2 separate regions of the Homo sapiens genome follow, and region 1 is linked to region 2. Evidence: chromatin loops called from intact Hi-C (ENCODE). Cell type or tissue: Caco-2. All regions are shown on one strand.

Region 1 (2,500 bases), 140 kb before region 2:
TTATCTTGTGCCAGGCCTGGGTCCAACATTTGAGATACAAAGATGGATACAACAGGGTCCTTGCCATTGAGGTCCACCAAAGTGGGCCAAGTGAGAGATGATGGGAAGTTGCCCAAGGAAGATAGAGAGGGCTGGGTAGAATTAAGAGACATTTAGAAGGAAGAATCGTAGGATTTGGTGATAGATTCAAAGGAGAGGACGGATATCTAAGTTTGTGGCTTGAACACTTGGGAGAAATGTGTGGTCATGACTGGTATAGAGAATATGCAAGGAAAGGCAGGAGTGGTGGGAGGCAGGTGGGAGGAGCCTGGAAGGCAGGCAACCAGATGCAGAATGGATTTTTGAAGCAGGGCAGCTCTGGGGAAGCAAGGGCTCCAGGCTGTTGTCATGGGATTGGTGACTGAGATAGAGTGGAGGTGAAAGTTGGGGCTGGCCTGAAAGCCTCAGCTGCTAACTATTAATGCCATATTCCCTATTCAACCCCTTCAGGGCAGCCTGGGCAACTGGAGCCACAGAGGAACAGCAAGAGGAGGGCTGTGCTTTCACATTGGACCCTTATAGAGGGCCTTGGCAGGCTCCCCTTCTCTCCCCAGCCATTTTCTGGGCTTGAATTCAGCATTCAGTCGCTCTCCTCATTAGAAAGAGTGGCTCTGTGGGTCTGCAGGATCACTCAATACAGTAAGTGAGCCAACCCCAGGGGTTCTTTCAGGTAACTAGTACTTAAGCCCGCCATTAGCCACCATTAGGGATGCCTTTACTGCTTAATGATCACCAGCTACAGGGCTTGGTGGGGCTGGACAGATGGAGAGCAGGGAGGAGCTTCCCCACAAAGAGGCCATTCCAATGTTCTTCTCCTGAGACCCCAGAATTGAGGCTGCTCTGCCCTCCAGGCACAGGATTAGTTACAGATCACTGGCCTGTCTTGGTTAGAATAGGTAGAAATCTATATTTGATGAGTCTATGGGAAGAAGGAAGGGGATGCTAGGAGAAGCTAAGGCTCCTGTTTCTTTCTGATGGGTGGGATCTAAGGGTATTTGTGCTCTCTCTCTCTCCCTCCCTCTGTATGTGTGTGTTCGTGTGTGTGTGTGTGTGTGTGTATGTATTTTGGGGAACCTGTTCTCCGCTCTGAGGGGGTCTGGGATTCAGGGTTAGATATCCCACTTTATATAATAGAAATTTCCCCAGGATCCACTAGTCCATGGGTATCAATGAAATCATGGGTAACAGAAATGGCTCAAATTTCACTGTCTTGTGTCCCCACCTTACCACCCTCTGAAAAATCTCGCAGTTTCCCAAGAATCCCTGGGACGTCTCTGGCACTTCTGGACACATATGCTGCTGTTTCAGTGAGCACCAAGTTGCCCTCTAGGGGGTGCTGCTGCTCCACTGGGCATGGCCCTGCAGACATCATTGCTGCTCTGCAGGTGCTGGGAACTCCGGGCACTGTTGCTGCTCTGCTGGGCACTGCAGCCTCTCCCTCTGCACTCCTGGGCAACCCTTTGAGCTCTGCTGCTGGTCTGCCAGGCCCAGAAGTGTCCACCAGTCACCACTATTGCCCCACTGTTGCTTCACTGGGCTCTGTTATTGCTGCCATCTCTCAAGGGACACAGTTCAGGGGGCCAAAGCTGAATAGTGGTCTGTTGTAGGTGGAGAAGAAGGGAGGAAGCCTCTCGCCTCTTGTGCTGCACTATCTTGGAGCCATCCCAAACTTCTATAAAGTTGGATGACACAGGCCCTCCTGTCTTTTTTTTTTTTTTTTGAAACAGAGTCTCGCTGTTGCCCAGGCTGGAGTGCAGTGGCGCGATCTCGGCTCACTGCAGGCTCTGCCGCCCCCGGGTTCACGCCATTCTCCTGCCTCAGCCTCCTGAGTAGCTGGGACTACAGGCGTCCGCCACCTTGCCTGGCTAATTTTTTGTATTTTTAGTAGAGACAGGGTTTCACCGTGTTAACCAGGATGGTCTCGATCTCCTGACCTCGTGATCTGCCCGCCTCGGCCTCCCAAAGCCTCCTGTCTTTACTTAGGTATTTTATTGTTCAGCAAATATTCATTTTCTCTCCCCAAACCTCTAGGAGAGAAATGTACTTCCCAACCATTAATGCTGAGCTTGGCCGCGTGACTTGCTTGGGCTAATGGGACATTAGCAGTTACAAAGCAAGCAAAAGCTTGGAATGTGCTTGCGCAGTTGGACTTGCTGCCTTCTTGGGCCTTTGCCATTGCTGGGAGAAGAACATGCCCTCCAGATCGAGAAACCTGGGGAACAAAGCCAGATACAGCAGGCCTATGGCTTGAGGCAGAGCCTCCCCAGTAGACCTGCAGATGCCAGAGTAGGGAGTAAATGCTGACTGTTGTATGCCACCAAGTTTTGGATGGTTTGTTATGCAGCATTATTGAGGCCATAGTTGACTGAGGTAAGCTCACTCCACTCTAAGATCCAGACGCGTGTCTATGGAAATAGACTAAGATGAGTTGGACTTAAGCCATCAGGTAGTAATGAGAAAT
Region 2 (2,500 bases):
CCCCCATCTCTGAACCACTACCACCCAGTGTTTCTATATTTCTCACACCTATGGTCCTGGACTCCCCTGCCCCACCTCTGGCCCTGCAATATCTCACTATAGATAAATGAGCATGTGTCCCCACGGTGGTGGGTGATGGTGACAGGTATAACCTGCCGAGGACACACTGAGATAGGGGTGTGTTCAGGTATCCCCAGGCGAGAACATGGGCTGGTACAGGAGGGAGAAACACTTTGAAAGAAGGTGATGGATGCTGGTTCGAGGAGCTGGGTTGGGCCGCGTGGGAGCTGGTCTAAGCTGGCAGCAATTTTCCTGTTTCCCTGGCTTTAAGACCGACAAGCTTGAAACAGGGCCTGGCACAGTGGCTGGTCAGCTCGAGTGCTTTATTTTTATTTCTTATTCTCAATCAACAATTGTACTGCTTTTATTAGCAATCAGTGCTCTGACAGGAGTGCTGACGGCAAGAGACTCGGTGGTGAATCGAAGTGGTTGGCTCTCAGGCAGAGAGTTGGCTGAAAGGAGGAGGAGGAGGACTGTTATTCTAACAGGCTGAAGGGAGCAGATCCTGTGGGGCTGCCAGGTCAGGAAGCTCTGCAGGGCCCTAGGCAAGCAGGGTGGGGCTAGACGGGCTGCCTTAGCATCCACAGCCCGTTTTCCCCGAACCCTGTCCCAGCCCCCTGAGTCTCTGGCAGTCATGGCCTTAATGGGGACTCAGTTTCCTCCAAAGTCTGCAGCAGGGTGATATTTCTAGAATGATTCCTTGTTCCTTCTGCCTAGGAAGGATGAAGGCGAATGGACACATTTTGATCAGAGACCACAAAATCCTGCGAAGGCATCAGAAATGGAAGAGCTCCAGGGTGAAAAGAGCACGCTTCCATTTGGGAGCTTGGGGCCTAGATTATGGCCCAGTCCTCAGTGGCTCCATTCGCTTTTCTTTTCTTTTTGGTAGCCACAAAAAGGTTCTAAGTCTTGTTACAGCTGGAGAACCAACCACTTGGGGATCTGAGCAGAAACTCAAATTCTTGCTTTTCAGTAGAGCCATTAAAAAGAAGGAGCCTGGGCTCAGGCCCACCTCTGTCTGCATCCTGGCTCTGCCCCTCATTAGCTGCGTGACCTTGCACAGATGACTTAACTTCTCTGACCCTGGGCCCCTTTATTAGGAATGTGGAGGGTTAAGTAAGAGCCAGGAGGCAAGTTGGCAGAAGGGCCCTGGGCAGTCACGTTCAAAGACTGGCAGAAGTTCAGAGCCCCATTCTGCCACCTAGTGGTGGTATGTCCTTGGGCAAGTCGCTAAGTTACAACCTCTGGGCCTCCGTTTCTTCACCTGCAAAATGGAGCTGATGACTACCGAAACTTCCTCCTTGGGTCCTTGTGAGGGCTAAATGTCTGTGAAACACTTAGAATAGTGGCTGGCTTATAGCAAGCCCTGTCTGAGGTCAGCTAGGTTAGTAATCTAACATCATGCTTAGTATCCTAGGAGATTCGGTAGGTGTGACAGCAGCTGTGACATCATTAACTAGGAGGTTATCTGGGCTCTGCATCAGAAAGGGAGTGGCCAGCTGTCCTCATCACAATGTCTAGTAGCAATAAAGGTTTTCCTCCCGCTGCCCTGGAGTCCTCCATCACTGACTGTTAGAAATGGGGTCTTGTTGGATAAGTTGGATAGGACACGCGTTTCCAGCACTCTCTATGAAATGCCACGCTGCTACAAACCCCCCATAGCACCCACTCGGCGGCATTTACCCCACTCTCCTGTCACAGCCCATTTACTTGTCTGTCTCTCTTACTGGCCTGTGGGCAACTCGAGGGCAACATCTGTCTCAGTCACTGTGGAGAGATGGCAAAGTGTCGTGGTGAAGTGAGACAGCCAGGCCCCAGTCCTTGCTCTGCCACTTACCAGCTGTGTGGGAGCTGGTCTATGTGTCCTAACCTTCCTTTGAAGGTGCTTCTCCAAATTTCACTACGTCCACACAGTCACTTGGGAATCTTGCAGTGATTCTGATTCAGTAGGTCTGGGGTTGATCTGCATCTCCAACAAGATCCCATTTCTAACAGTAGGTGATGGAGGGCTCCACGGTTGGGGGCAGCAAATCTTTTTTTTTTTTTTTTTGCCACCAGATATTATGATGACAGCTGGCCACTTGCTGTGCCTCAGTTTCTTCATGCATAAAAAGTGCAAAATAATAGTGTCTATCTCACAGGGTTGTTGTAAATATTGAAGGATTAAATGAGCGCCAGGCAGGTGCTGAGCATTCAATCAGAGTTGGCGCCTTCTATTGTTGTGCTATTGTTGTGTTGCTGTTGTCATTGTATCTCTAGTACCCAGCCCAGTGCCAGGCACCCAGTAGACACTCCACAAACATTTATTGAATAAATAAATGACCTCAGCTGGGTGCACATCAATGTTTTTCACACCCTTGACATTGGCAAGGCTTTTTCCGATATCGAACACTGAACTCTGTTTCTGTTGTGTGACTTGAATTCCCTGGGGAAGATGAGC

What was found. Peaks named below come from ENCODE experiments on the same cell type or tissue, not always from the same donor. Only the 100,000 strongest peaks of a DNase experiment are listed, where the experiment ranks them.
Region 1: a loop joins it to region 2, with 21 times the contacts of the local background. A loop is called at or near these places in 15 of 110 quality-filtered maps.

Annotation. Positions count from the first base shown.
Region 1 is chr1:34,596,965-34,599,464 of GRCh38, reverse strand. All of the region lies in intron 3 of LOC105378641 (a long non-coding RNA gene), which reads left to right. Among named protein-coding and RNA genes, the nearest start is that of MIR552, 71 kb to the left of the region's middle. In Caco-2, a CTCF peak has its summit at 1,369 (motif pointing right); a DNase peak (open chromatin) is centred at 1,404.
Region 2 is chr1:34,459,186-34,461,685 of GRCh38, reverse strand. The region is part of intron 8 of LOC105378641 (a long non-coding RNA gene); the gene reads left to right. Among named protein-coding and RNA genes, the nearest start is that of MIR552, 210 kb to the left of the region's middle. In Caco-2, no CTCF peak of the experiment used is centred here; a DNase peak (open chromatin) is centred at 1,245.